Linked DNA regions of Mus musculus: region 1 is linked to region 2. A link is a loop called in an ENCODE intact Hi-C map of the cell type or tissue named here. Cell type or tissue: left cerebral cortex. All regions are shown on one strand. Links, peaks and the distances in the headings refer to the core of each region. The heading gives the core; the rest is flanking DNA. Region 1 holds the start of Gm35116 (a long non-coding RNA gene). Region 2 holds the start of Ednrb (endothelin receptor type B).

The links. Hi-C counts contacts between places; a loop is a spot of excess contacts. Peaks named below come from ENCODE experiments on the same cell type or tissue, not always from the same donor. Only the 100,000 strongest peaks of a DNase experiment are listed, where the experiment ranks them.
Region 1: it touches region 2 in a loop (2.0-fold over the local background); 5 of 42 quality-filtered maps call a loop at or near these places.

What each region holds. Positions count from the first base shown.
Region 1 is chr14:103,770,381-103,786,779 of GRCm38, forward strand. All of the region lies in intron 1 of Gm35197 (a long non-coding RNA gene), which reads left to right. Gm35116 (a long non-coding RNA gene) reads left to right here and starts at 8,539. Exons shown (of 2, transcript XR_874924.1): 1 at 8,539-8,725; 2 at 12,072-14,039. In left cerebral cortex, for the core only: no CTCF peak of the experiment used is centred there; DNase peaks (open chromatin) are centred at 7,832 and 8,407; H3K4me3 peaks cover 1,107 bases; H3K27ac peaks cover 1,664 bases.
Region 2 is chr14:103,835,328-103,851,726 of GRCm38, forward strand. Ednrb (endothelin receptor type B) reads right to left here and starts at 9,149. Exons shown (of 8, transcript NM_001136061.2): 1 at 8,800-9,149; 2 at 7,667-8,210. The coding sequence starts at 8,149. It overlaps Gm35197 (a long non-coding RNA gene), which reads left to right. Exons shown (of 3, transcript XR_383715.2): 2 at 16,350-16,399. In left cerebral cortex, for the core only: a CTCF peak has its summit at 8,509; DNase peaks (open chromatin) are centred at 5,315, 7,878, 8,301 and 8,898; H3K4me3 peaks cover 1,541 bases.

The sequences.
Region 1 (16,399 bases), core at 4,740-12,739, 65 kb before region 2:
ACTTTTGTACTCGGGATGCCAGCTTCTAATGCCCTGGAAAGCCTCCATAAGGTGAGAGGTTTTAAGTTTTAACTCTAATGAATACCTACTATGTGGAGATACAGTGATGAAGGAAACCTGACCTTTCCCTTGCTGTGGAGGCCCCACATTTCGATGCAGGAGATTAGAACTCAGCCCTGGGATTTGACATCTGAACCTACTGAGACTCCACAAAGCTACATTCTTTCCTTCCAGTACAAACACTGCATGGGCACAGTGAATGTGGGCCACTGGAAAAGAAAATTGCCATTAAAGTAGCATCTGAGACAAATAATCGCAGGGCATCGTTAATGGGTCCTGCCCCTGACATCTGGGTGCTCGCTGAAGTGTAGACACAGAACGGTAAATGACTTCAATATCATGTTGAAGAACAGCGTCCCTTTAGGAAGACCAGTTCTGGCCCATGCTGTCTCTCCTCACGCCCAGTCTAAGGACAGAACTTACCCAGAACCTTTAATTGTTGTCCATCTTCTCAGTGCATAGAGTACATCAGACTGGCTGTGTGACTCTCCTGCTTAAACTCTCAGCAGAGATTTTCCAACATCCTTGCCTGAGATGCATAACTTCAGATCTCACCCTGTCTTCTGGTGATAGTTGCAGCCTCTGTCATTCTTTGCTCTGAGTATGATCATCACACAGTATAGAACTTTATGGCCTCACACCCAGCCAGCAGCCAATTGTCTACAAGGTAGGCACTTATGTTTTTAGAAAGCTATCCTCTGAGAAAATTTCCTTATGTCTACCTCTCACCCTATGAGAGATTACCCTTAGCTACACCAGTGTCTCTCCCCCTCCCCCGTATCATCTATCATCTATCTATCTATCTATCTATCTATCTATCTATCTATCTATCTATCTATCTTCTAACATTACATTCATTGTATCCTAACACATCTGTAGGTAAACAATATGAAATTTTCTTTTTAAAAACTTTTTGAAATTATGAAATTTTGAAATTTAAGAAGACAAATTCTTGTCTTACTCATCTTTAAATCCTTCCTGGTGGCTGACTAGTACTCAGCAAACACCCATTAACTAGTTTTTGAATGAACCTATGCAGCGTGTGTGTGTGTGTGTGTGTGTGTGTGTGTGTATGAGCAACAATGAGTAAGCATGCAAAGGCCAGAAGAGAAATCAGACATCCTGAACTATCACTTTTTCTTAACCTTAAGGCAGAGTCCCTGGGAACCTTCAGCTCGCTGCTCAGGGTTAGGCTAGCTGCTCAGGGGTGGGCTAGCTGCTCAGGGTTGGGCTAGCTGCTCAGGGGTGGGCTAGCTGCTCAGGGTTGGGCTAGCTGCTCAGGGTTAGGCTAGCTGCTCAGGGTTGGGCTAGCTGCTCAGGGTTGGGCTAGCTGCTCAGGGTTGGGCTAGCTGTTCAGGGTTGGGCTAGCTGTTCAGGGTTGGGCTGGCTGCTCCAGTGATGACACTCCTGGCTCCTCCCTCACACCAATCCAGAGCTGACTTTACAAGCATGGGCACCCACATCTGCCTCTTAGGTGTGTACTGGTGATGCCAATTCTGTCTCCATATTTGTACAGCGAGTACTTTCAGCCATCTTCCCAACTCAACAAACACTAAGTTAACTCAGATCATTCAGCTTCAGACTATGTTTACTGAGAAAGTATCCATGTATTTTCAGAATGCGTTAGACATTTTATATGAGTCCTGTTAAGTATTTTATTCTATAAAATACAATATAAAGTATAAAATACAATATCATTATCTTGAGATACCTTGTTGCACACTGTATCTCTAGAATTCATTTCTCTTCTGTATCTGGCGTTTCCTGACAAAGCCTGTGAGTTCCCTCTCCTCTGCATCCTCTGGAGACTGTCCATCTATTCATTGCTTCCTTGAGGGTTAATATTTTATATTTCTCTTTCAGATAGAACCACACTTTATTTACTCTGTGCTAAGCTTGTTTCTCTTGGCATGACCTCACAGTTCATCCATGTTTGTCAATGTGGCTTCTCTTCTATTGCATGTACCTGATGGTTTTCCTTCTCCATTAATCTGTGGCTGAACCCTTATGTTTCTATACCTTGGCTACTTTGGATAGAAGTCCAATGAGTGCAGAAATGCTATAATGTTTTTGAGACCCTGATGTTAATTCTTTGAGCTAAATACTCAGTAGTGGGATAGATGGAGTGCATTGTAGGTCTATTTGTGATTTCTTAAGGCATCTCTACGGTGTCTTACCTGTATTTGAAACCAGCACTGTGAAGCAGTTCAATTTCTTCACACCTCGGTCAATGACCCCTACTCTCGGCATGTGTATGTAAGTGTGTGCAAGGGCTTCTCACTACATCATGAACTTCCATGTGTAACATGCACTCTCTCTCTCTCTCTCTCTCTCTCTCTCTCTCTCTCACACACACACACACACACACACACTCACTCACTCACACATGCAATGATACTATGTAACTAATTTAAAACAGAAATAAATAGATAGCGTCAAGACCTTGTTCTGTCATTAAATGTGGAATTCATGTACTTCAAAATACGGAGTTACTTGTCCGGGACAATTCACTGAATGATCACTCTTCTGGTGTCCTACGTAAGACATTTTGGTCTAACCTAGGATAACAAGGGCTTTCCTTGTTTCTGGAAGTTTCTATTTCTTTAGCTGTTATAGTCTAGTTTTGGCATTCAGATCTGATATGTTTTGTTAACTGTATGATATGAGATAGGCATGGACTCATATCTCTCCATTTTCCTGTACATATACACTCATAACCACTGCACTTACTGTAAACTATGTCAAACTTTGTCTCATTGAGTTTCCCTAACTGTCTGTTGAAAGCCGGTGACCTTAAATACAAGTGCTTACTTCTACACACAATTTTCTCTTGATTTATATGCCTATTCTTATGCCTATAAAACTCTATTGACATGTAGCCTTATAAGCCAAGCATGGTGGTACATAACCTGTTATCCAGTATTTTCAGGAATTGAGGTGTGAGGGTCTAGATTTTAGTGCCAACTTGAATTATGTAGAGATTTCAAGGCTAGCCTGAAACACTTATCAAAACCCTACATAAACACACACACAAAGACAGACAGACACACGCACATACATGCAACCTCACATGTGCACACATGCACAAACACACACACACACACACACACAGCTAGGGAGAGAGAGAGAGAGAGAGAGAGAGAGAGAGAGAGAGAGAGAGAGAGAGAGAGAGAGAGAGTGCTTCAAAATTAGATGATTCTAATTTTGTTTAACTTTGTTCTTCATTTCCAAACTGCCTTGTCTTGTTATGATTTGAGTATAAAAGATCCTCACAAGGCTCATATATCACTTCTGTGGTCTCTATCTGGTGGTGCTATTTTGAGAAGTTTTGGAAATGTTAACAAGTAGGTCCTAACTGGAGGATGTAGGGCCGAAAAGACACACATTCAAAGGTTATTCCAGTCTGTGTCCCTTCTTCTCCCTTGACCTCTGGTCTGCCACAAGGTGAACAGACTCTCTAGTCGTTACTGAAAGTTCAAGTCATATACAGTAGCTTGAGCAATGTATTAAAAGCTATCTTGACGACCTAACTGCTTCTGCTTCCACGCTTGGTGGTGTAGCTACCACCCTCCATTAACTTTCTAAGCATGCTGATGGCTGCTCATGTGCGGCAGAAAAGCAGCCAGGCCACTTGGTGCTATACTGCTCAACTTCAGTCCCCATTCATTGGAGTATACGTTTGCAAGGATTGTGCAGGTTCCTTAATGGTTGACTATGGATATAGTCATTATAATTGAACAAGTTAATTAGATATTTAAACAAATGCAGTGTGAAAGGCAAGTTTTTCTGTAGAAAGCGAGGCAGGAGAGAAAGACAGGGAAAGTTAGGGACATGGGAAGGAAAGGAACTCCTCGCCTTGGCTGAAACCTTTTACCAGGCAAGAATGAAAATGTGTTTTCAGATTCAATAGGATAGTTGCACAGATGAGCTCTTTGGCTGCCTGAATAAGACCAGGATCGGATGAACTCAGATAAAGTCCCACCCTTAGTGAAGAAGGTTTTGGTGGCTGGTGGCCGCTGGGAAGACAGCCAGCCAGTTTTCTTTAGGTGTACTGCCCCTGAGAGGCTATCTAGGCTCCAGTCAATGGTCCTACAGCCATGCCTGTAACAGGTAGCTCTAAGTTCACTCCGTGAGCTTTTCAAAAGAACACATGTCCTTTTCAAAAGAGGACATGGTGGTGTGGGGGGTGGGGGGAATAAAATAGGACTTGATCAAAACATATTATGTGCATGTATGAAATTCTCAAACAGCAAAAATTCCAACATAAAATACATTTGCTTAAGCCTCTCACCCCAGCTGTAAAGGTGCTGTTTCCAAGGAGTCTCACCAGAAAGCAACTCACCATCACCTAGACCCCCCCCCCCCAGTAACCTAGTTGTGTCCCCCCCCCCCCCCCGTGGTTTTATTTAATTAAATTATAATCCTACTCAAGGTTCTTCCAGAGCCACCATTCAATCTCATTTATATGCTAAAAAGAGGGGAAGGGAGGAAGAAAAAAGGTCCCAGTAACCCCTTGAGATACCCACACAATTGTTATCTTCTCAGGGAAGCCCACACTGTGCATTGAGGTGCATCTTTTATTTTGAGCCTTCATTTCTTTCTCTTAACCCTTGTGATTAAAATCTATGACTAAAATCAGTAATAAACTTCAACTCTGCTTCATACCAGGTTGTTCTGGAATTATTTTTCATTGTTTTCCCAATGATCTTTTTGCTTGTTTGTTTTAAATCAGAGTTGAGAAGGTTAAAGTTCATGAGACTAAGGGTGTTCTGCCTGTTGCTGTGGCCCTTACAACATGTAGTTGTGCCTCCATTCCTTCCACTGCAGATAGAAAATACACAGAAGACACCCCAAAGAGGAGGGATTTTAAAAGTGACTTTAAATTTGAATTCAATGAGATAAGTCTGTTTGGGGGAAAAATTTTAAATCTAGAATCTTCCACTAAGTTTGTTTTTGGAAGCTCTTGCAAGTATTGCATTTTCGTAAAATCATTTATTTTAAAGATGACTCTGAAATCTTAGGCAAACTTTTAAGAGAGTTGAGCAAGCAATAGGGTCAAGTAAGGAAATTCAATTGACTGAATTCTGTTAGAAGGCTGAAAATAATTATAGAATATTAAGTTAAAGTACATTGTGTTTGGACACACAAACATTAAATGTCTGTTTCAATTAATAGTCACAAATAAACAGTTTGTCAAAGAAGTATTTTTCTACATATTTTTGCTTTAAGAATTTTGAGATTATATCATAACATTTTTCCTCCCTTCAAACTCTCCTGTGTGCCCCTTGCTCTTCCAAATCCATGACCTTTAAAAATTAGTTGTTATTAAATACACACACACACACACACACACACACACACACATTCCTAAATATAACCTACTCAGTTATTTGTATGTATAATGATAACCCTAAGGGTATAGTAGTGGAACACATAGCCAACAGCTCTCTAATTGGATTTAAGACCTGCTCAACAAGAGGAAAACTATGATTGGTATAGCTAACTACTCAGTGAGTGTTAGTGAAGACATAGATATTAGTGGAAAACATCCGTTTACTACTTTATTAAGCCAGCATAATCCCTAACAACAATCTAAACATTTGTCCTTATACCACAGATAAGGGTAATCTTCACCCCTCATGAAGTAGACTTCTCTCTGCAAGAGATGGAGACCACTACAGAAAAAAACACAACCAATCAAAATGCAGAGTGGTAGAACTATTCCCAGCTGATACCTCTACAAAACACCCCTGCATCCAAAGCCCCGGGAACATTGCAGGAGAGGTGGTGATGTTGCCAAGGTCAGAATATCAGGAACTCTGCTGTGAGGTTATGTCTCCTAATAATGCCAGAAGCTACACCCAAGAAGTCTCACCAACACAACTGTCCAAACATGGGCTGAACAGAGACAACTCTAATGGTCGTACTAAACTGTACTGGGAAAAGCCCATGAGGCCTCAACCCTATACATAAGAACTACAGGCAACTAAAAGATGCTGAAAGTAGGGGAAATAGTATCCCACAGAGGAGCACATCATTTGATTTTTCAATAACAAATTGCCAACCCTGAAAACATATATACAAATAAGACGTCTTGCATCCAACTTCTAAATGTCCCCATGGTAGTTTTGTGATTTTTTTCTTTTATTTTTGAAGATTTATTTTCTTTTTTTTTTACTTATGTGTATGTATATACATGTCCCCACAGAGACTAGAGTCAGATGTCCAATTCCCTGGAGCTAAGAGTTAGAGGGAAATGTGGGCTGCAGGGAATTGAACTCTAATCCTTGCACGAGTGACAGTCTTAAGTACTAAACCACCCTTCTCCTTTTCCTCTTGTGTCACTTTTCATGAGGTTATTTCTAGCACCTCAGACAATAACAATAGTGACAGACTTCAGAATTGATTCCACCCAAGCCCACCGTGTTGAGCTGATGAGTTCATTGGGATTGCTTACAAACTCATCAGTGAGGACTCCTTTTAGAAGCATGAGTGACTAGGGTAGTTCCTCACTACAAAGCCCACCTCAGCATGACTGACACAGCTACAAAATTGGCACCCCCCTCCTTCTACAGCAGTGGTCTCAACCTTCCTATTGCTGTGACACTTAAATACAGTTCCTTCTGCTGTGGTGACCTCCCAACCATAAAATTATTCGTGTTGCTACTTCATTACTGTAATTTTGCTACTGTTATGAATCACAATGTAAATATCTGATATGCAGGAGATCTGATTGAGAGCCCCACCAGAGGGTCATGACACACAGGTCGGGACTGCTGTTCTACAAGGTAATGTTTCAATCCAGTCATTCAACTACTACGGAGCTTATCCAGTTATGTCGTGCCTACGAGTTATATGACAGGCCTTCAGATTGTAAGGAGTATGTGATCCAGAGAGAGTGAGTCAACTCTTGCATTTGGATGTGAGAAAATCCACTCAAACAACTAACTTGCAGACCGAGTGGTACTATACCTTTTCCAAAGGAGATTGTTTCACAGGGCCATGAGCAACGACTGGTGTTTCCTTGCTCAGTCAGTAGCTGCTAGAATCCTAGGGAGAGAATGTAAGGGCATGAAGGAAGCAGCAAAGGGTGAGAAAGGGTTAATTTTCAGAAACTAGCCCTCTGGAAGATAATTGCAAGCCAAGTGAAAGAGGAAAGGGGAACTGGCCTGAGAATCCGTTCTTGTAGCATTGTTCATTTTGTGGAGAAATTCTCAATTTGAGCCCAGTGGACATTGTCTGAAGCTTTGGGTATTTGTTTTTTGTTTTTTGTTTTTTGTTTGTTTTGTTTTTGTTTTTTTGTGCTGCAGTTTGGCTAACAGCTTTGTGTAGGTGGACGCACTTGAGAAAAAGACTGTTACATTAGCTGACTTCTTCCCAATTAATTAGAAATCAGAGAATTAGCCTTTTGTGATCTGATGAGAGGACTATCTTACCACAATGAAGGTTGTAAATAATTGTTTGTAAAAATCAAACTTTGGCCCCAGAAATAACTCAGTTGGCATGGGTCTTAGGCTGAAGACAAGCAAAGTTCGAGGGACAAGGAAGCACCCCCTTTCCCTCAGTGAACCCTCTTTCCCTCAGTGAAATGTCCATTAGCACCGTGTGAAGAAGCAGCCACAAAGGCCCCAGTGTTCCTTCAGAGTCTAGTCTGTCTGTAAAACGCTTTCGTTTGCTAATGTGGCCTGAATCGCTGACAAAGGCCGGTGTTGCGGCTTGGCTTCCAGACTCTAATCCCTGGAAGGGAAGAGAAGCCTTCCTTGGCTAGCTTTGTAATGAGCTTGTCAAACATTTTTTAAACCATTTAACAGAAAGAGGTATTGTGATGACAAGACACAGCATCTCCCTTTCTGGAGATTCAGCGGCAGGCAGGGAAGCATCAGGGAGACTCTTCCCGGCTCCAGCTGCCAAAGCTCCCACGCAAACGCAAACGCATGTGTGGAACTCCTTGGTGCGACTCCCTTGGGATTATTAGTTTTGACTGTGCTTATTGGCTTATTTTGCATCTGTTACCCCACAGAATTTGCTATGAAGGTTTTGCTGTAAAAATAAATAAATAAATAAATCTCCCAGTTAATCTCAAGTTTCCTTCGGAAGGCTAATATAAACCACGATTACAGTCACGTTTTGTTTCACTCTCGGAAAGGACACTGGGGCAAACGAAACTGAGCTGCATGGAATCCCCCTTTCTCCGGCCAGTTGAAGATTAATTTTCAGACACTTCTTTCCAAGCCAAATACAGTCAGTGCCCTGTTCGTTCCTGTCCATCTAAATGGCTGAGTCTAATACTGTCTTGTTCAGGGGATAAATGTCCTTATTGTTCTGATTTAACAATGGATTGGCTTTGTGGCTGCCAAGCTCTCTAAAAGTGCACTAGCCACACTCCTTATGATGATTGCTGGGGTCAAAGACAGGACTCCACTCTATCAAAGGGCACTCTTTTCCAAAATCAAACAGGCTAAAGCGCTTTAATTCTTCTTGGAAATAAACAGAAAGAGAAGGTTGGCAAGGGGGAGAGACTGTGGATTTCATTCAGACTCAGAAGTCTGAGAAACTAAGAAGGCTAAGAAGCTCTTACATAAGTAGCGCTCTGGCCATCTTCATGTGCTCTGGAGGAAACTGGCAGGTGCGCTGCGGTAGAACTCACCGATAATCGCCTCGTGTTGTGAGTGGTGGAGAGCAGAGGGGAGGGTAGAAAGTGGTACCAATCACAGCCATTGGGTTCCCAGAGATTTCATCCTATTTCCCTTCTCTTCATTTTTCTTTCTCTCTTTCTTTTCTTTCTTTATTCCCCCTTTCCCTTGGGTGGGCTATCATTCTATTAAATGCTTCTTTTCATTTACATGGCTTGTGAGGAGTACTGCTTGTGTGTGTGTGTGTGTGTGTGTGTGTGTGTGTGTGTGTGTCTGTCTTAGAGAGGGGAGGAGGGGAGAGTAGAATGAATAAGGAAGAGAGTTGGAGTTTTCCGGGTTCTCACCAGGAAATTAGCCCTGTAAGTATCTTTAAATGCTGGAATGGAGACAATCTGTCTGTATAGAGAATCTCACCAGCACCCTCATTGTTTATTTTAGCGCCATCTGCCAGGTTCGAGGTTAGGAGAACTGGGTGGGAAGTTTACACTGATGCTTTTTACGCTCGGCCTCTATTTTATATGATAGTTAAGTAGCTAGCTACCCAAAGCACAGTTCCGCAGTCTGAAAATAGGATCTTTGTTTCTGTGGTCTCTTGCTACTAATTTTAATGACTACAATACTTACAACAGGCTAGGCACCATGGCACACATGTTACATTTACGTATTTAATCTTCATAAAAATCTTGAGGAGTGATCAATATTATTATTTCTATTTGTGGTAGTTAGCTTTCTATTACTGAAATAAATAATAATAATTTAAAAAAATGGGTTCTTTTGACATGACCAGTTGGTTCTGTTGTACTTTGGGCCGTGCTGAAGCAGAACACCATAGTAGGAATGTGTAGGGAAGAAAATATGGGTACCCCGAAGCTAGGGATACACAAAAGAGTGGAAGTGACCACAGCCCAACAACCCTGTTCAAGATCATAGCCCAATGACCAATAGGCTTCTCATTAGGCCCCGCCTCTTGAAGATGCCTACTACTTCCCATTAGCCTAATGGAGTGGGGGCCACACTTTCATCCATTAAGTCCTTGGGAGGAACTCGTCCAAACTACACTGAACGCTTTTCTAGGAAAGAAATTAAGGCTCAAAGAGATTAAATAACTTAATAAGGTCAGAGAACTAGAAGCTAGAAGCTGGAGGAGGTTAGTGTGAAGCCTAATTTTAAATTGTCAGTTGATGTGGGGCAGTGGGCTGCGCACAGACAGTCTGGTCTCCAGTCGAGCAAAGGTCTGGAACTCCGGGAACCCGATGGGCAGTGACTTACACCTACACGGGATGGAAGGTGTTCGATCATGTCTCCTGGACCCCTGGCTCCTGTTGAAGTTACCGCCACCAACCCCACCCCGCCCCCACGCCCCCACAGCCCCCACAGGAGAAGTGTGTGACTATCAGTCACACAGACAATGTCCCAAGCTTCTGGCATTCTGGCTAGACTCCACCCCCACAGTTATCTGACTATAGCAGGTATGCTCTGCCCCATAGTTACCTGGCAACAGCTAGATAGTCTAGCCCACTATAAAAGGGGCTGCTTGGCCCCTCGTTGCTCTCTCTCTCTCTCTCTCTTTAATATTTTTTATTAGGTATTTTCCTCAATTACATTTCCAATGCTATCCCAAAAGTCCCCCATACCCTCCCCACCTACTCCCCTACCCACCCACTCCCACTTTTTGGCCCTGGCATTCCCCTGGGCTGGGGCATATAAAGTTTGCATGTCCAATGGGCCTCTCTTTCCAGTGATGGCCGATTAGGCCATCTTTTGATACATATGCAGCTAGAGTCTAGAGCTCCGGGGTACTGGTTAGTTCATAATGTTGTTCCACCTATAGGGTTGCAGATCCCTTTAGCTCCTTGGGTACTTTCTCTAGCTCCTCCATTGGGGGCCCTGTGAACCATCCAATAGCTGACTGTGAGCATCCACTTCTGTGTTTGCTAGGCCCCGGCCTAGTCTCACAAGAGACAGCTATATCAGGGTCCTTTCAGCAAAATCTTGCTAGTGTATGCAATGGTGTCATCGTTTGGAGGCTGATTATGGGATGGATCACTGGATATGGCAGTCTCTAGATGGTTCATCCTTTTGTCTCAGCTCCAAATTTTGTCTCTGTAACTCCTTCCATGGGTATTTTGTTCCCAATTCTAAGAAGGGGCAAAGTGTTCACACTTTGGTCTTCGTTCTTCTTCAGTTTCACGTGTTTTACAAATTGTCTCTTATATCTTGGGTATACTAAGTTTCTGGGCTAATATCCACTTATCAGTGAGTACATATCATTTGAGTTCTTTTGTGATTGTTTACCTCACTCAGGATGATGCCCTCCAGGTCCAACCATTTGCCTAGGAATTTCATAAACTAATTCTTTTTAATAGCTGAGTAGTACTCCACTATGTAAATGTACCACAATTTTTGTATCCATTCCTCTGTTGAGGGGCATCTGGGTTCTTTCCAGCTTCTGGCTATTATAAATAAGGCTGCTATGAACATAGTGAAGCATGTGTCCTTCTTACCAGTTAGAACATCTTCTGGATATATGCCCAGGAGAGGTATTGCGGGATCCTCCAGTAGTACTATGTCCAATTTTCTGAGGAACCGCCAGACTGATTTCCAGAGTGGTTGTACAAGCTTGCAATCCCACCAACAATGGAGGAGTGTTCCTCTTTCTCCACATCCTCGCCAGCATCTGCTGTCACCTGAATTTTTGATCTTAGCCATTTTGACTGGTGTGTGATGGAATCTCAGGGTTGTTTTGATTTGCATTTCCCTGGTGATTAAGGATGCTGAACATTTTTTCAGGTGCTTCTCAGCCATTCGGTATTCCTCAGGTGAGAATTCTTTGTTTAGCTCTGAGCCCCATTTTTTAATGGGGTTATTTGATTTTCTGGAGTCCACCTTCTTGAATTCTTTATATATATTGGATATTAGTCCCCTATCTGATTTAGGATAAGTAAAGATCCTTTCCCAATCTGTTGGTGGCCTTTTTGTCTTATTGGCGGTGTCTTTTGCCTTACAGAAGCTTTGCAGTTTCATGAGGTCCCATTTGTTGATTCTCGATCTTACAGCACAAGCCATTGCCGTTCTATTCAGGAATTTCCCCCCTGTGCCCATATCTTTGAGGCTTTTCCCCACTTTCTCCTCTATAAGTTTCATCTAGCTCTCACCTTTCTTACTCACTTCTCTAGCTGTCCTTCTCTCCCTCCCATCCCCCTTCTCTCCCCATAGCCATGGCCAACTTCTTTCTCTCTCCTTCTACCTTCTCTCTTTCTCCCTGCCTTTCTACAATAAAGCTCTTAAACCATAGACCATCTCTGCTCATCAAAGCCTGCTGTGTTTGAATGATGGGATAGGATTTCCCCTAATGAGTTGCGTCTAATTTCCCTCCAGAAGGCCTTCCTACGCTCCAGCCACAGACGGGACCAAGGACTCTCGCCCATGTGGGGACTACCCAGCTCCCCCTCTCCCCTGCCCTCTCCTCCCTTCGGCTCCAGAGATGACTGATCTCAAGTCTTCCATGGTGTCCAGCAGTGTCTGGGATGCCTGGGACTGAGAACCTGTTACCTAGAACTGCCCCTTGTTCACCCCCCTCCCCCACAGAGCTGGGATTCCGTGGATTCACACAGCCAGACACTTACCTGGGGCCCCCGTGGAAAGCATGCGGCAGTTCTTCTGCATCTGCCCTCCCAGAGCACCGAAACTCTGGCGGGATGTGGGTCTTCTCCCACTCCCTTTGTTTCCCCACGCCCACTGCCCAACAAGTTGACACAATGTAGAACCATCTGGAAGATGTTCTCCATGAAGGCTTGTCTAGATTAAGCTGACTTGTGGGCGTGTCTGGCGGCGGTATTGTTTTACGTTAATCGATATGGAAGATACAGCCCATTGTGGTCAGTGTTATTCCATGGCCTCTCTCCCTCTTTCTACCTTCTCTTTCCCCCTGCCTTTCTACAATAAAGCTCTAAAACCATAGACCGTCTCTGCTCATCAAGGCCCCCTGTGCTTGATCAAGAGTTTGGTTCCTGGGCTCTTTCTCCCCTAAGTTTCTGGGTGTCAGACATTGTATCACAACATCAGAAATGAAATGAGAATAATTAGAGATCAAGGAGACATGAAATTCTTGTTTGTTTTTGGCTTGCCCAAAACTCTAATTCACCTTTTGTTGAAGTAGCTCCCATCTTCGTCCTGCTACTTATACATACAAGAGCCTTCAGAGCAACTTCCTTGTGGCATAACTTACTATTATTCTCTTATCTTCATGAAAGTTTCTCTTTCTTTTAATTTTGTATATGAGAAACTGGATTTGAGGAAAGAAATATTTAGGATTTTTCAAGAATACTTAAAATGTAAAAACAGAGGTTATAATTTCAGTAAGACTTAGGAAAAAATTCCTATGATTTTTTTTTTCAGTCATTTTCCAAAACACTAAGGTAACAAAAACATTTGAATCTGGATCCTACTAGTTGTAATTGTATGAAAATTTCATCCAGTTTATATCGACACTTGTCTTGGCATAACTCTTAAAAATACCTAAATAAATAAGTAAATAAATAAATAAAGGATATTTATTAAAAGAGTAAACCATTTTGTGTATGCATGATACAATTTATATCTGTATATTATGAAATGATTTATCACTAACATTATTTTTTGCCGAGTTTTAGGAGCACAAAATGTTTTGGTATTGAGTCCCATTATTGAGTTTAAATAAAGGAAGCAAAACTGCACAATAACTTTCACACACAACTTTAATTCTGATTGCTTTTCTATGTATAATGTCCACAAACACACAAATTAGCTACCAGTTGGAATTTTAAATGAGAAGATGCATCTTTTGGTGACATTACTATTCTGAAATTACACTTCCTGAGAAACATTTGCTTCTCTATCTGCCAGTCATTTACGCCAAGAATCTTCCCTGATGGACAAGTGAACCCCTAATATGATGCGCTTTATTCATGGATATGAACAAAACCCAAGGAGCTCAATCCTTCTCTGCTCCCCACTCAAGTGGATTCTTCTTGTACAGACTCTCTTCTCCATCATTCCATCACTTCCACAAGTACCGCCATCTTCTTTCTCCAGATCTCCCCATGGACATGATGCACCTGGGTCCTCAGTAGCTGTGGGGTAGGACTTTATCCCAAACTAGGTTGTACTGACTCTATATTCTGTATTTTTATCTAGGATGCCATGGTGGAAGGACCAGAAAGCTTATGAGCCTGACCATCTCTATCGGGAGGTTTCCTTGATGGTGTTCTTCATTCCTGTTCTTTTTGACCCTGGAGTCTAAGTTTACTCACCATATTGTGAACTCCCCACTATGCATCCAATAAGAATTTTCTGGTTTTTGTTTAATTTAGCTGGAATCAGTTACTGCTGCTCCTAAAACCTGGCTCCGCAGACAATCAATTCTATAGTACTCCCTCCTACTTCCCCCTACTTCCTCTCTGCTTCCTCCCTACTTCTTTCCCTTTTTGCTCTTTTTTCTCCTTTCTGCCTTCTCTCTTTTCTTATTGTCTCATACTTTTATTGCCCGTGCTTAGAGGTTTTGAAGGATGAATGAAAAATGAAAAGGCGAATGCAAAAAATAGAAAAAAAAAAAAGAAAATATTTGAAAGATGTTTAATCCCAACTGCTTTATTTATTTTTCTTTTCAACTAAAATGGAAGGATCCCTGGCCGTATATTTTAGACCATTCCAAGTCTTATGGGAATGCAGTAAAATATGATTATTAGTAGCAAAACAAAACAATACAAAAAGCAAAGCAAGTTGATCCCCTCTCCAAATTATTCAGCAAACCCAACATTTTCATAATGTTGGTCTTTCAAACATGTTCATGGCTCATGGCTTGTCTAAACTAATTAGACAGTTTGATGGATACAATATTTATTTTCAAAGGATCACGCCAGATCTTCTTATAAAAGTAATTAACAAAGTTATTTTTGGAAGTTAATGTTTCTCTGTAGCAAGCTGGGAGAATTTAAGTTTTAATGTCCAGAGATGGTGTCACTAAAGGTGCATTTAAATATTTAGCCAAAAATTAGAGGGCCTGAAGTTACAAAGTTTACTTGAAAGAGAAATGAGTCACATCACCAGGAGTTTATCTCTTAGACTTGCTTGCTTGCATGGTCACCAGAAGTCTGTTTTGTTCTTGGTTCCCTCCTTAAGACATTCAACAGCTGTTGCTTCCCCTAAACCGTAAACTCCCTCTTCCTGTACTACCCAGGCTGCTATAGGCACAGACAGTCCGGAAATGTGAGACACTTTGGTAAATAACAGAAGTTAGCAGTGATAGGAATAAACTGTAGATCCTTTTAGGAACCAGAGCAGGGTCCTCTTACATCAGCACAGCAGATTCAGGTAAGCCTCAGCATAAGCCACTTACGGAGCAAAGAACTCGGCCCACCTACGTCATTTCTATGAGCATAATCGTAGCAGACACGTACAGCTGACTTCTATCTCAATCTGCCAAACTGTTTTTTCATCTGTCAGCAAACTATCTCCACTTTAATTAAGAATGCATTGATTTTTGTCTTTTTTATTGTTCATAAAGCATTCAGTCTATTTGCACTTTATTTACCTTTTAAAATTTATTTGTTTATTTTTGTGAGCATTGTTATTTTACCTTCGTGGTATGTCTGTGCATCACATGATGCATGTTTGGTTCCCCTGAAGGACAGAACAGGCTTCAGAGCCTCTGGAGCTGGAGTTACAGACTGTTATGAGCTGGAATGTGGGTCCTGGGAATCATACCCAGGTCCCGTGAGAGAGCAGCCAGTGCTCTTGACCACAGAGACACCTCTCTAGCTCCCTGTACCTCTTTTAATACCTAATATGTTACTTGATCCTGTTTTAATGTTTTGGGCTTTATAAAAATAGATAAAGTATTTGTGCCAATTAATAAGTTTAATAAAAAAGTTAGATCCAATCTTGCATTTCAGATAATTCTTATACCTCCTGAGACATAAAAAAATCTTCCTTTATATACAAAAATAATCATTGGACTTTTACAAGTATTGTGCCAGAAATAGCAGGAAGGGTTTATCACTTCAGTTTTAAAATAGTAAGACGAGCTTAAAGCAAAGCAAACTGTTCTGAGAATTTAGTGGATTTAGAATAGTAAAAATTTTCCAATAATAAAAAATTTCAATGCACACAAAATTTTGGGGCAGTCAAAATTTGGTTTTGAGATTAAACCATTGAAGAATCAGGAAATCAAGTGAACGGATTCAGGACCATTTTTCAGAAGTGACTGCAGGTGGAGTTGGACAATCTCTACTGAGCAGGTGTGAAGCTCAAAGCTTTAGCGAGATCTCAGACCTGGCATAGGCACTGCTCTTTCTCCTATTAGACCAGATAGCCCTGACTGACACTGGGAGGGATGGAGGGACGCTTACTTGAGGCCATGGGAAGTTCGCACTACAGTGACTAATAAAACTGTGAAAGCTCTTCACCTTTTTCATATTTCATGTCTTTTCCTATAAAATCATATGTGCAAATATGGATTAGGAAACTAGGTTTTCTCCTTAATATTATACTGAAAGTAATATTTTCCTTCCTCCCAACCTAAAGAAATGTACAGAAAATGTTGAGTATACACAATATACCCCATTGGATTATTTGTTATTTTATTATCTTTAAGCAAATTAAAAACACAATTTTTTTTACAAATTTGTAAAAGTGACCGTAAGTAGATAATTTTGTCCATAGAATAC
Region 2 (16,399 bases), core at 4,459-12,458:
TTTATCATCAATCAAAGTACAATAGTCACTTAAACATTAAGCTATGTGTGAGCTAGAAATATGTGGCCAGAAATGATATCAACTAGTGTCTCAGGAGAGCGCTTAAGTAGATCCCAACAAGACATCGACATTCATAGTTGTGTAAAGCAGAGGCTCTGGGAACCTGTTTCATCTATTCACAAGGCTGTGGAAAATTTCTACGACTGAATAAAACTCTGACTTTGCAGTGACAAATTAAATAAAGTGCTGGTGACAAATGTCTAGGAAAATCAGAGATCTGAAAATACTGAATGGCTTCAGGAGGCATTCAAGTTTACATTAAATATTATTAAATGCTATTATTATCAAAATGAAGTATTTCTAAGTCTGTAGCAGGCAAACGATTTGTGCTTAAAAGGTTTCTTGGCACATTATATATATCCTTAAGATACAGCTAAGGTAAATAACAAAACAGCTAGGTTCACTTTTCTAAGCTGGATCTCCTAAGGAGATCTCCCCAGCCATCCCTGCCAAATGCCCAAGAGACTACAAAGAACGGGAGTCCTCATAGCCACAGGACTTAGGATAAAACACAGGTGCAATGAACTCAAGCGAGCTTATTGAGTCATGTCATGCCATGCTTGGGCCTGGCATCTATGTACTCTTCCATGGGACAGTGGTAACCTACTGTCAGATGTCTGAATTCTACAGCACCTAAAAGCCCTTTCAATCACCCGGAGAGGCGGTGGACAGTGTATCCATTCTGAGGCTAGTTCGTATTCTTTCTGGAATCCACAGTGAAACTGAAGCAGGGGAGGGAGCAGGAGCCCCAAAGAGGGAGGATTGCTTGGAAAATGCTTGTCAACTTGGCTGATAAAATTTTGACTCAAGAATGATGGTCATTAGCCTCATCTCCATCTCTACTCTTCATTCACCTTCCCACACTCTCCACCCAGTGTTGGTGATTTTTTAAAAGTATAATTAACTAATTAATTGATTTTGTTCTCCTGTATGTTCGTTGGAGAGTCTACCGGGAAAGAACAACAGTATATCTGCTTACTATCAACCATGAGGACACAGAAGGCTGATATCAGCCATGTTTTGGCTAAGGTGAACTCAGACACCATAGTGGCGCGTATCTCCAAACATAACAAACCTCTCGAAGACTTTGCAAAGTTCTGGAGGGGACTGCCTCACATCATAAATTACAGCTAAAATCTTATTTCAGCTTGGGCTTTCTCTGTCAACACACTCTAAATCACTTAATCATTTATTAACATTTGACATGTTTCTCTAAAAAGAATCAACTACAGCCTATTAGCCACACAGGGATAACCTTATACGGTTTTCCTTGTGAAATGAAGAACAGGGTTTCCTGGCCCTGACACAGGAGCATGCCATGCCATCATTTTGTACAACGATGGAAATATTTTCAGTTTTGAACAACTCACTCTATGTGAGCAAGGAAAGAAAAAAAAATGTGAAACCCTTGAGAGGCAAAGCCACACAACATCCCAAGAAACTTTACTTAACCTTTTTAGGGGCTTCGATTCGTGGAGTGTTCATGTGTCAGATCAAAGGCAAACATAATTTTTCACTGTGCAGCTCCCAGTGTTTGCTAACCATTTTGCCACAAGAATTTGCATCCAACATGCGAAACAGTGGGGACACTGTGTCTCAAGTTTTTGGGTTACTTGAATCTGCTATTGATCTGTTATTTGGTTTGGCCAACACCCTCAAACAGAAGGGCAAGGCTTTCCCACTGGTTCTACTTAGACATCTGTAAAACTGTAAAGAGGAATGGCCCATGATCTGATGATAGCCTATGCAGGACATCACGTGTGTACAGCCATTGATCTGTCACTGGCTGCTGCAGCTGCTATGCTGAATGGACATCAGAACATCAAGATGTTTGTTAATAGATCCCACGTCACCCAGACACAATAGCCTTCCCACTTGCTCCTTTTCAAAGAGAATAATTTTCATGTACTTTTAATTTTTGACACTTTGGGGTTTTTTTGTTTGTTTTGTTTGTTTGTTTGTTTTTGTTTATACTTCTTTTAACTTTAAATGCAAATATCAAAGATAACCTTGGTTTCACTTTTGGCACAAAATGTTTCTGCCATTTCTGTGTCTTTAATCACAATTAAGATATAACTGACATATCTCAGTTACTGGACTGGTAATGAGAGCATTGTTGCTAAATTTGGAGGATGATACTGCCCTGCCAGTGATGCTGACCACTCTTGTATTGGTGTGTGTGTGTGTGTGTGTGTGTGTGTGTGTGTGTACCCTTAAGCTTCACTGGGAGGTAACTCTGATGCTGGTCTCTCAATATTTACTTTTCTAATTAGTTAATTTTACTCAAAGCTGTCAAGAGCCGCAAGGGATCTATGCAGGGATAGTGAGAAAAGAGAGCTAGCCCACAAGGATAATTGATAATGTCACAAACAGAAAATGCCTGCCTACCTGCCAAGGTCATCTCTTTCAAAACTAATTTTTGGGCTCAGGGTAGCACTGCTACATTTTGACATGCCTGCATTTTAATGCTAAGTGTGTTCCAACCTAGCAGGTTAAATGTTAAAGATCAGGAATGTTGTCTAGCAGGGTTATGCATCCATAGTTCTCTCTATGGTGGTGGCACACAAAGTCTCAACAACAGCAAGACTGCACAACAGCACCCCAGCGTTTTCCTCGATTAAGTTTGACCACAGTGCACGTGGACTACATTTAGATCCTTATCACAATAGTTAATGGAGAAATCCAACCTACCTTCCAGTTTGCAACCTGGTCTGAAAAAGTTCAACTTGGTTACACAAAAAAGGAAGCTATTGAGAATTATACATACTCAGTTATTCTTATAAGTACAACACAGAAGAGACTTATATCTTTAAGCAAAACAATTAATTCCAAAGCTCATTATTTTCTCAAGAACTTAAAAATTTATGCCCAGGAGTCTTCAGTCTTTTAAAAGTATTACTGTTGAGCTGAATCAAGTCAATGTAACAATCCAGACGACCAGTAATCCTACAGTACGTTAGTATCCAGATGTACTCTCAACTTTCCTACACAGCTTTGATGTTTGGGCTACCACAGCTCAGTAGTCAGACACTATGGCTTTTATTTGCAACTAAGTAGATGCCTCCATCATTTTATAAGTAGGAAGTATATAAGTAGCTTGTGAATAGGGAGAGATTAAGCCTTACGCTGGGGATTTGAATAGTAGCTTTTAGTCCACTGTACATATATACACCATGTCATATCATCATGGACATGGTGACTCAAAAACATAACCCAGATGTTAAGATATGATATGTGCCTGGAGATATATCGAAGGTAGTGATCAGAACCAAGGGTACAGTAATAACATAATGTGACATCACTTATATCAGCTGCAAGTACATACACTCTTTGACTTAGCACTTGAAGTTTGAAGATGTATCCTTTAGATAAGGTTAGACATACACATGTGTGCAAATGTGTGTGTGTGTATGTATTATGATGCTTGTAGTCATGTTTGTAATGACAAAAACTGAAAAAGAAGAACACTCCAAACATCAGCTTCCCTTCTTATTTTAACACAGGAATGCAAACATTCTGATAGCTTTTTATTATTTGCTTACTATGCACCAAGACCAGGGCCAGATGTTATCTGTCTACTTACTTATCTACGAAGTCACATAACATTTGGTATTGTATCCGTGTGTCATATTAAAAATACACACTGTGGATGGTTGGATTTCCCCCGCTTTCGACTGTTTTTTATGTTCTTCAATGTAAGCATAGCCCAGGCATCCTAATGTGAAAGATTCAGAAGATTTATTGTTTCACACATAATTTACATGAGTGTTAAAAGTGTTTAGTATCTGCAACTTGCTTGCTGTCCTGAGACTCTTCCCTCGCCATCAACACAGGGTCCTCTTGATGGAGGACACCACAGAATGGCTCCAACTAAGTTTCTAGAGACCCAGATTCTGAGAAGAAGCATGGCAGGACAGAGGAGGGCAGGGCAGGGTGGGGCGGGGTGGGGCAAGCAGGGTGAGGCGGGGTGGGCAGATTTCATAAGGTAGTCAGCTCCTTGCAGATAAGACTTCATGCAAGATGCCACCTGTATTTTAGACAACTTTTAAGGATTGACAGGAGCTGTGACATGGTGTGACTTGTCAGCATCACTGAACTCTACATAATTGACCTTCAGATGAATGTGAGAGATTCAGAGGGACACTTCTGACCTTCTAGGGCATAGTAATAGAAGTGCTGATGGAGTCTGATTCCAGAGGGGCTTAACAGGCTGTCAAAGAGTTAGAGACTTGCTTGCTTAGCAATTCAAAGCTATCCCTTTAGACGCCATCTACAATAGCATCCGTAACTCACTAAAATTATTCATTTGCAATTATAATGCCCAATGTTCTAAAGCTCTAAAAACGTATTTGTAAAAGTTACAGATAGCTACAGTTATTTAGGGGACTCAAATGACTTTTAACTCGTCTCAGGTGTTCTGGTAAATAGACTTTAGGATAGCATCCACTACACTGTATAATCTAGACTATCCACTATACTGTATAATCTAGACTATCCACTATATAATCTAGACTATCCACTATACTGTATAATCTAGACTATCCACTATACTGTATAATCTAGACTATCCACTATATAATCTAGACTATCCACTATACTGTATAATCTAGACTATCCACTATATAATCTAGACTATCCACTATACTGTATAATCTAGACTATCCACTATACTGTATAATCTAGACTATCCACTATACTGTATAATCTAGACTATCCACTATACTGTATAATCTAGACTATCCACTATACTGTATAATCTAGACTATCCAAGAGGACTTCCAGGCTGCAAATCTGACATTTCAGATGAATTCTGAAAAGGTTTAGCCTGGGTCTTTACTTAATACGACCATGAGTCACAAGTACTCAAGCTGAGGTCCTGATGAAGCTCAGGCTGGAAAAAGGGCGAGCTGTGCCTTAGCACTCTTGATGCAGTGTGATAGGGAAGGCTACTGGTTCTAGGACCAGATACACTGGGTTCAAGTCAAGAGGAATCACTTTCCAGCGCTGTGATATTGGGCAAATAAGGTCTTCACTTCCTCGGTGACTTAAATCGGGGTTGAGAGCCATACATTCTGTGTAACTTTATCTGAGTAATATAATGAATAAAATGAGTTCATAATGCCCCAGAAACAGAGGCCACTGTTACAGCCTCAAACCAAATCCAAGGCAACACTGTGGGTTTGCAGGAGATCATGTTGACACTCCTGCCTGTGGGACCTAAGCTGATGACTTGAGTTTCTTTCAGACAGATGTAGATGACTAAGTTTAGTGACTCATCAGTCGGTTCTAGGAGTGAGCTTTAGTGCATTGAATAGCTTTGGGGTAAAGAATGTGACTTCCCAGGGAAATAATAGAGGAACTGGAAAGGAGACCAGCAGTGCTCAGTCAGATATTCACCAGGAAAATCCAAATAGTCATTTGACCAGGCAGAAAGTACCATGGTCCAGGAAGAATCAACTTATATGTGGTCTAGTGGGAACACACGGGAAGATGAGGTTCTAAACTCTGCCTTTCACTCAACAGTTCAATGGCTGGCTGACATAAGGAGTTTCTAGCTTGGTTCAATGTGTAGGTCAATGAAGCCTGCCCAAAACAGAATTCTGTGGACTTTCTGCGCAAAGCTAGCAAAAGTAGATTATAATCTTCTCTTTGGGGAGGAATCTGATTCAGTTATTTTACATTTTCTACTGTAAAGCTTCCCAGTTCAGTTTGGAAGAGCTGAACTGGACTGTTTTCATTGGCCACCATGGAAAGAAAGATCCATCTTGCTACTCTAAAAAAGGGGGCCACCTCTGATCACATGTAAAGAACTTCTCAGCTTATATGTCTCCAGGCAAATTCTCAGAGGCCATCAAAGGTGATTGCTGTCCCAGAGTTTTAGCATTTCTCCTTTGTATTTCTGGTAGTGTTTCTCTCCAGGGTTTGGATCCTAATCTATGTCCCATCTCTAAGTCTCAGAAATGTCTGGAGTTCCCTTAAAATGTGGCTACTGGGGTCAGGATTCCCAGGGACCAATGAAGAGCAATCTCAAAGGCTGCCTTAAGGTAACCACTCATGTCATTATGGTTACAGAGCGCTCTCCGACCTTCCCCATCCTAATACTCTCAGCTCCTTGCATAGCACAGAGGCTTGGGTTGGTCTTTGGCAAGTGGACAAAGTACATTCTCATTCCTTTATACCTGTATGGTGTTTATGTGTGACTTTCTATTGATGGCAGTGGGAAGAAGTGCTACATAGTTGCACAACTCTAAACATTTTTGGACCTTTTATTCGGTCTGGTTTTTTAAAATATTTTATTTTATTTTATTTTTGGTTTTTCGAGACAGAGTTTCTTTGTGTAGTCTTGGCTGTGCTGGTACTCATTCTGTAGACCAGGCTGGCCTCGAACTCAGAAATCCACCTGTCTCTGCCTCCCAAGTGCTGGGATTAAAGGTGTGTGCCACCACTGCCCAGTCAGTCTGTTTTTATTAACATCACAAACACCCCCTAGGTGGGCACTAGAAGCTGCATCGGGAAATAGAAGAGAAGGAGACCCCCATGCCAGGATGCTGTACTGACTTCTAAAACCACCTGGAGTCAACAGCGTGGATGTACATGTCCTGCCTTGTCCTCTGAGCCGATTTCTTCTCTGAGCCTATTTCTTCTGATAGCTGTGCAAACCACCATATTGCTTACTACTGACAATTTTACTGACTTTATTACGGAGTTCTCCACTGTCCTGACCGTGTCTTATGCATTACCATGAAATATCAGAGATAATGTCGCAAAGCTTACATCTGGGAATCTGAGGTACTAGAGCCTGCTTTCTACCTTGAACTCATGGAGGGCCCTTGAACATCTTATTATACGTGTAAAATGGCAATAACTGCCAATGTGTGGGTTGCCACAATGGATAAAGGAAGTCATGCATCTAACCTGACACTTGGACCAGGACACTAATTCCATGAAGAGTATCCAAGGCCACTCGAATCAAGGAAATACATTTTTACTTACCATTCTAGGCCCCTTTAGCCTAAGCCAATTGTTTCCTAAAATCTTACTGACAGGCTTTCTGGGTCCTGAAAACCATGTTTTCCAAAGTTACCTTACCCATGAATCATCTGTACACCCAAGATGCAAACTCTGTTTGGGGCAGATTTGCACTCCTCACAAACTCCCAGACGATATTCATGATCCCACTTTGGGGACCATACTTTTAAGAGGTTGTGCCTAGAAAGACTGACTTCCAGGCTTGTGATTCCCAACTGTTAAATGTTGTCATAGTTACAAAGGATTTTTAAAATGTATCACTGCTGTCATCTTCACCAGAGCTTCTGATTCAGTGACCCTGGGTCAGGGAATCTGAATTCTTCTTTCCTAACAGATCTCCAATAGTAACAATGTCACTACCTGGAAAGCTACACTTGTCAGAGGCTAAGAAAACCCGCAGGAAAATCTCGTTCAAATTCAATTGTCACTATTGGCAGAGGAGCAGTCTCCTTGAGAAAGTGTCTAACCCCCCCCCCCCACCACCACCAATACTTTAAAGATTGCCACTTTACCACTCAGCTTACAACCCCACCTTTGGTTTCCAGATCCTCAGATCGTTCGTTATCAGGTACATTACCTTGTAGGTGTTAATGGGTATGTCTATGATGATGTGCAGTAGGTCTCCCAGAGCCAGACTGGCGATCAAGATATTGGGACCATTGCGCATGCACTTGTTCTTGTAGATGATTCTTAGCAGCGTGGAGTTCCCGATGATGCCTAGCACGAACACGAGGCACGACACAATCGTGTTGATGTATTTAAAAGTCTTGCTGATCTCAATATTTCGTTGGCACGGAGGAGGGAAGGATCTTGGCGGGACTCCAGCCCCCCTCCCTCCTTTGGTCACCTCCGCAGGTGCGGAGGAACGCATCAGACTGGAGTTGGAACCTCTGGTCCAGGAGGTCTTAGTGGGTGGCGTCATTACCTCTTTAGTCCCGAGAAGTGACAGCGTGGCTTGGGCAGGTGGGAATCCTCTTTTCTCTCCCCATACCCCCAAGAAGCCACAGGCCAGCAGCAGCGCCACCAAGGCGCGTCCGCACCGGCTTGCGGGCGATTGCATGTTACAGCTTGCTCCTGTGAGAGTCTGGTAGCCGCTCTGCTGTTTTCAGTCTGGAGACCAACTGGGGAGTGAAGACAGGACACTTAAGTCAGCTACCCCAGCCAAGCCTCTGAAAACACACTAGCCCGGTTGCCTCTACCCGCGCCTTAACAGTAAGTTAAGTTTGCGCGCCAGTGGGGAACTTGGGCGCACGCCACCCGCTGGTCTGCATTCAGTCTCCTCCCGGACCCTGCTCGCAGAGTTTTAATCCCCAGCCCTGCCGTAGACCAGTCGGTGGGGAGGAGCATTCGGGCAGGGGGTGTTCCAGACTGGGGAGGGTGCGTGTCCCAATGAAAGAACACTCGTATGTGCCGGGAAGAAGCAAGCCCAATTTTAGCTAAGCTTGGGGACCCGGAGTGAAGGCACCTAGCGGCCAAGGGCATACGTCAATGCACTCAGCCAAGAACCGAGAGAATAACAGATCAGCACCAACTTCTGTGCTGTCCCAGTGACTTCAAACACTCGCCTTACAACCCAATCTCGGTTTAAATCGCTGTCGTGTGTAAGTTTTACTAATTAAAAAACCCCCGAACCACTAAGCAAAGCGGAAGCCCCAAAGCACGGTTCAGCCACAGATGTTAATTCAAAGCTAAACCAGGATGGTTCGTTACCTCGTGCGGATTGGAAGCACCAGGAGCAGCGCCACGAGCAGGGAACCTCCTTCCCAGGTTGTCAACTGCCCTAGGGAGCTTGCGGCTCTCAGCAGGCGTCCAGCTGCTCCTAAACAGGCCTCTCGCAACTGAATGCAGCTCTGGCTCTGACAAAAGACCGAGAGAATGCCAGGCAGCGGATCCTCAGCAGCTTGAGCGGGGTCTTTGCTGTCCCCAGACAAGTACTTTTATTCATTCGGTCCCTTCCCAGCATCAATCAACGCCAGACTCCTCCCGCGTTTTCTGAGCGACCTTGCCACAACCTTTTCCCTTGGGCGACGCCTGGACAGTATCAGCCCCAGCTGACCGCTGGGAGGGGCAGTCCTAGTTCAGAGTTGTGTCTCACATAAAGCTGTTTATTTCTTACTCAACGAAGAAACTAACATATCCCATGACAACCTGGGATCTGGAACCTAGGAGAGAAGGTTCTGTATCAACCTGGACTTTGAATACTCCGACTGTTCACACAAATGTCCTGTAGTGATTCCCGAAATCTGCTTGGTTTGGGGAAGTTGTCTTTCGTTTGTTCTTGTTTTTTGATTTTGTTTTGTTTTGTTTTGTTTTGCCCTTAAGTTTTAAGCCAGCATGCAGGGCGGGACGCTTTCTTCTTCGGCAGAGGGACTGCCCACCCAAAGGACCAAAAGGCCCTGTAGATCTCTCTCTGTGCCCTGTAGATCCCTCTTCCTGTGTACTGAGGTGCCATTACTAGGGGTCTTTCTACTGTTGCCTAAAGGGACCTGAGGCAGAAGACAGGAAAATACTCAGGAAGCCTATTTACAAATTCAACCTGACGCTTATTTTACCAGACAGAGCAAGGAAATGAACTCTCCCTGTCATTCTTGGCTTCTGTCTTTATGGTAGAGAAGGGAATGCTAGGGATCTTCCGTTGCGCAGAGTGGTGGGTGAGGTGCATTATTCTGCTATCAGCAAGATCCTGCTGTGCCTGCAGAGGAGGTCATCCTCTAGACCCCCTTTGTCTCCCAGCTAGTTCATTGTACAACTAGGATTTGCATCTTAGATGGGCAACGCCTATCAAATGTTTCCCATGAAGCTGGAAGCAGAACGTGCGCGTGTATGTTAAAAGGTGAACTTTAAATGTGGACTGTAGTTAAGTCTAAGGGATGGGAACTATGGCCTGGGCATGAGCACCAATTCCAAATCAGGTTGTTTTGAAGACAATGTTTATCCTCCTGCCTCAGTGAAGACAAGGTCAGCATGGAACTGCTTCACGTGGACTTTCGTGCCAACATACAGTGTTGTGCAATAAGGAATTCTTTGTGTGCTTCAGTAAGGATGTGCCTGCTCCAAGGGCAGTTTTGAACCTGTCCCTTTGACACAAGTCACTTTCACTCAGGCTTTCTTCTCTACCTCTCTCTTTCTCATCATCTCTATTAGTGTGTCTTCCATGCAATGGGAATGTCCCTGCTAATTCCTGCTGAGATGTGCCTCTGCCCTGTTTTTTAGAGCACTTGTAGACTACTAACGCTAATTTTGTACTTGACTATCGTTCTAGCTGCTTTACATGTCAATTTGCCTCAACCTGAAATTACTTTGCGGGGAGATCCTAAAGAAGACCCTGCTTGAGGGGCTGGCAAGATGGCTCAGAGGTTAAGAACACTGGCTGATCTTCCAGAGGTCTTGAGTTCAATTCCCAGCAACCACATGGTGGCTCACAACCATTTGTAATGAGATCTGATACCTTCTGGTGTGTCTAAAGACATCTACAGTGTACTCATAAATAAAAAAAAGTCCCTGCCTGAGACATTGTCTGGGTGAGGTTGGCCCATGGACTTGTTTGTGGAGGTAGGGGGAGGGGGGAATCACCTTAATGTTTATTAAGGTAGGAAGACCCACTGAGCATGAGGGGACATCTGTTTCCTGGGCTGGACTCTGAACTGTACAGAATGAAGAAGGCTGGTCAGGCATAAGCAGCGAGCACCCTGCACATGGATTGACGTTGCTCTGCCATATGTGGATGAGATGTGGTGAGCTGCCTGAGATCATGCCTTGACTTGCCCTCAGTGATGAAAGTCAAATCACCCTTTCCTTCCCGAGGAGGCTGCTTACAGTCAGGGTGTTTTATCACCGCAAAAGAAGTGAAGGTAGAATAACCTATAGAGGTTAGTGTGGGTCACTGACAAGGTCATGTGAAAGAACTGTGCCAGGCCAGTGACTGAATGAATGCTATGATTATATTCCTCATTCAAATCAGCACACCCATGTGTAAAATGCTCTTCTACCAAAATGTTATTAAAAATATCTATCTGGTGTGTATGTAATTAAGTTCATCAAAATAGTTTGCCAAATCAGTTTGCATAGTGGGAGGATGTAGACTCAAAAGCCTGGTCTAAATCGAATCTAAATCTAATCTAATCTGATCTCTGTATCGGGTCAGTGACTGAAAGAATGCTGTATTCCCTTGGTACCAGGCCAGAGACTGAATGCTGCGTTCCCTCTACACCATCATAGTACCTGCCACAAGTTGAGCTCAAAATATAAGTTTTTTTAATAGGTTGATGATTAAACTGATTTCAAACTACTCAATTTTAATTTATTAATTCCTGGTGGCCAAGAATATAGCCAAATCATTTTAAGCTCTGTGTAATTTCTTTTCTCAGTTGTACTCTGAATTCCAATATGATGGGCGCATTAAACTACCCATTGGCTCTAGGAACTATCACCCAATTAGGCCTTTTTCTTCACAGGAGCTCACGCACTCCCTCACAGCAGTGTTGGCATTATTCTTCATGGATTTATATGTAGTGAATGTGAATCTCAAAAATTCACTTTGGGTCATATTATTAGATTTAAACTAGATTTAAGCCAGGCTTTTGAGTCCACATTCCCCCACTATGCAAACTGGTTTTGTTAACTATTTTGATTAACTTAATTACATACACACTAGATAGATATTTTTAATCTCCTTTTGGTAGAAGAGCATTTTTCACATAGGTGTGGTGATTTGAATGGGCAATGTCCCCACAGGCTCATCTCTTTGAACACTTAGTCCCATGTTGGTGGCAATGTGGGGAGGCTCTGGGAACTTTAATTTGCTGGAGGAAGTATGTCATTAAGGGAAGGGCTTTGAGATTACATAGCCTCGCTCAGATTCCAGTTTGCTCTCCCTGCTTTGTGTTTTTGATTGAATATATGATCGCTCAGCTTTTGGTTCCAGCAAGCTTGCCTGCATGTAGCAGTCAATCCCTTTCCCTCCATTTTGAACTTTCCTTTTGGAACCATAGGCAAAAATCAACTCTTCCTTCCATAAGTCACTCTTGGCCCTGGTGTTTTTTATAACTGGAAAGAGAACTAAGTAATACAATTGGTAACATTTCACTGAAAGTTATCCTTAAAGATTTAACCTTATTGTGTAAGGGTAACTGTAAAATGTAAAGATTAAATCTTTGATCTTCATGAATGGCCATCACCTAGTCACACGAAGATAAATCTGGGTTTCCTACCACTGCCTTTCTGGAAAGTTATCTGAGTCTACGTGACGCATAGGCAGAGTTCCCAGAAGTCTTTGTAAGTATCTTCTTGAAAGTGACTCTCCAAGAAGATGCCACATGGAAGTTCTCTCCCAGAATAAATCTTTAATAAACACAAAATTTGTTTACCACTCAACTATGGGTCAAGGGAAAGATTAGTGTCCGTGGGTGAAGCTTTATCTGGGCTTGTGCTTCAATAATCTGGGAATTATTGTTAAACAGTAGAGAGAGTAGCACTTATTGAAAACTACAAATGAAAAGGAGATTGCGATAAAAGAAAGCCACCTGATGGTGGAATCTACTCGGAAGGAGCAAATAGCCAAGTGCACTCCTCCTCCTCCTTGTCTCAGCCGTGGATCCTTCACGCTGTCTCACTGGTGGATTAGGCTCTACTGCTGTAGGCGCAGACTTTTTTGCGTTATTATAAAAACAACTCTTATTAACTTACAGATGAATTGACTAGTTGTGTGAAGGTTTCATTTGCATATTGAACGCAATGTACCGAAGTTTAAGAATATAACATTATGAGGACTTTGAGGGTTGAACCAATTTTGTGTTTATGAAAGATTTATTCTGGGAGAGAAGTTCCACGTAGAATCGTTTTATGTAAAGAGTCACTTTCCAGAAGACACTTAGAAAGTCTTCTGGGAACTCTGTCTATGCATCACGTAGGCCCAGATAACCTCCCAGAAAGGCAGTGGTGGGTGATGTCCCAACACCTCCTTTAAATGCTTTAGCTAGAAGGAACTGGAAACAAGGCTGAATAGACTTCAGAATTTGTTTTTCAAAGAAGTTTGCCATGGGGAGCTTGCTCAAGGCAAACATTTCCCCCTGGTGAGAGAAGAAAAGAAAAAGCCTTTTAGCCACAAAAAAAGCGAAGACTTTCATACACTCCTCTTGATATGGATGCGCCCTTTGAAACCTATTTTGAACCCTAGTGCTGAGGGACAAGGTGTGTGAGAAGGCCAGGTGGCACTGCTTCAATTGCCTCTGCACACAGTCCCTGGGGGACCAGAGCCTGTGATCAAATGGAAGTTGAAGTAAGAGCATAAAAAAGGTTTAAAATGACCCTATGAACCAATAGCAAGCACCCCTCCCTCCCTCCCTCCCTCCCTCCTTCCCTCCCTCCATCCCTCCCTCCCTCCCTTTTCTTTCTTTCCTTCCTTTCATCCTTTCTTCCTTCCTTTCTTCTTTCTTTCTTTCTTTCTTTCTTTCTTTCTTTCTTTCTTGTGTAGCTGTGTTAGTCTAATTGTTAATTAAGGTGCAATTTGTAAACAAATAAATAGAGAAGACATAAGTATACAAGTTGAAGAATATATTATTTCATTTTATTTTATTATGTGTTCATATATGCACTGCGTATGTGTGTGGGCACATATGCCTCAATGCATGTGTGAAAGTTAGAGGACACATTGCTGTAGTCCTTTGTTTTTTTCACCATCTAGGTACAGTGGCTTGAGCTTGGTCACCTGCTAAGTTCCTTATTCACAGAGCCACCTTGCAGGGAATTTAGAAACATTTGAGAAATGGGTATACCTTGCCCCCAGTATATACCTAACAACCTATTTTGTAGGACTAGTATATAGCCCAGCTGGCCTGGAACTCTCTGTGTAGACTAGCCTGGTGTCAACCTTCTTCTTGAATGCTGGGATTATAGATGTATATACTAGAGGCCAATCCTTCTCCTGAGTGCTGTAATTACAGATATATATTCTACTTTCCCCCTTTCAAACTCCATGTATTCTTGCAAAATAGCAAAATTTGATTCCTTAGATTTTGGTACTATTTTTGCTAAAACATCCATATGATATTGATTCCGTTTTATTGATTTTATACAGATGGTCAGATTCTGAAGTTGGCATGTGGTTTGTAATTAAAGGTATGCTCATAAGAGAGAATCTAAGATTTGAAATTTTATCAATGATTAGTGGTTCCTATCTATAGTCTATGCCTCCAATATAATGAAGCTTTGGTAGGCTGGGTGATTGCAGGAGGCAATCACTTATTTTCTGCTTATAGGAAATAGTAAAATTGGAAAAGCCACACTTCCTTTGTAAATTATTTGAACACAATGATTTTTTCTAGTATTTAAATAATTTTGTGTTTCTTTAACACGTTTTAACACAAATTTTATTAAAGAAAATTATGTATGACTTGGTCTATAGATTTTAATCTGTGCGTAGACTTCTTTGACATCATATTAAAAATATATTCAGAATTCCATTGTGAGTACACCTGTGCTTTCTGTGTTTGCAAGGGCATAGGACATCTATGAAACTTTATATCATTTAGTCATAGAGAAAACACTGTTGTAACTTGAGGTCAGAACAATTCAATCACATATAAAGCGCCAACTGAAAGACATTTCGAGTCGTGTGTAATTTACAATGAGTTTTTGCTATTGTTTTTATTTTTCCTTTCCATTTTCCCCATTCCATTCTTCTGATATCAGGAGTGACTAAAGAGGTGTACCACATTCAGAGGTTAGAAAGAAGAAAGAGTGAAACTTGGCATAAGTAACGGTGAATAGAAGCTTGTCATTTAAAGAAAGCAACAGGTCTTTGTAGTATAGAATAGAGTATCCTAGGAGACACCAAGAAGAATTTCCTCTGCAGGATTGTGTTACTTAGTCCAATGACATTTAACTAATTAGACATTTCAATCTCATTTCTGTGGAAACCTTTGCCATGAAGTTCTGTGGCAGCCAGGAGTGGGGATGCAGGCTGGTGTTCTTGACACTCGGGGTTGACTCAGGAGGAATGAGGCCAGCTCATGCTAAATATGATCTGTTTCAAGCATCCTCACCCCAGAGGTTTCTAGATGTGCCTTGGAGCTGAGCTGTAGGAGATGCAGAATCTACTTGCATCCAAACTTAAAGGGAAATAGGGATTTTCCTGAAAGTTCTATTAACTCTACGATGTGTGAACAGTGAGTTGTACAGTCCTGTAAAACGAGGAACTCAGAGGGATGGTGCACTGTCAGGTCAGGAAACCACTGGGACCTTCAAAGCTGTGCCAACGTCATTAGATTGGTTTCGGTCTCTTTAATGTGCAGACACAGGAAATAGTCTTTTCTCTTTGGGGCCTGAAGGAAAAAGAACTAGTACTGCCCATGAAGAAAGTGAGTCTGAAGAGACTTCATGAGCCATCAGGCTATTTGAACGAAGCTCCTCACATGATCTCATGGGAAAATAGGAGACTCACTTCCTACAAGGCTGGCATAAGAGAAGAGTTGCTGAGGTGGTAGGTACCAAATAGCCTGCAGAGAGGCAGATAGGATACAGCAGCAGGGAATCCAGAGGGGGGCAAAATTTTTCAATATCCACATAGTCTGTTCTACGTTTGAAACAGTTCTTATGTAACCTGGTATTGTTTGTAATAATTATATATCAATGAGGAAAAATAATAGCATAATTATTTTTCCATTAATTTTGTGATAGTTAATCTTCACTATTAAGTTACTGGATTTAAACTCACCTAGGAGATATATTTTGAATGAGTTTTTAGAGTTTCTTGAGAGGTTTAATTAGAATGGATGTGTGACCCTCAATGAAGCTGCAAGTTAAAAGGATTGGGTATAAAAGAATGAGAAAAGAAAAGGAGCTGAGTGTGAGCTTTCCTCTTTTTCTCATTTTGGATTGCAGATACAGTGTCCTCACATTTCTTACGCACATGACTTCATCCTTATGTGACTGACTGTGTCCCCTCAAAACAGTAAGCCAAGCCTAAACTCATCTTCCTTTAAAATTGCTTTTGCCAAGTAATTTGCCACAACAAGCAGATACATTGTTCATATTTAAACCAAGCTGTCTTCTAGAATAAGTAGATTATAAGAGCAAGACTAGAAAAATGGGGTTGGTCCAGATTACAAATCTCTCTAAATGTTTTGGAATTGAAGTAACAGATTTCTTGCCCTTCCTTCACTCCTTTCATAAAACGGAGAATCCTGAATAAATAAATAAATTATGATGCGAATTACACTATTCTGTTTCTTTGTTGTTCCTTCCCTTTGGCACTCACATAGATGAAGAAAGGAAGAAGCTGGTGGTTGCAATGAAGACACACTGCAGTGCA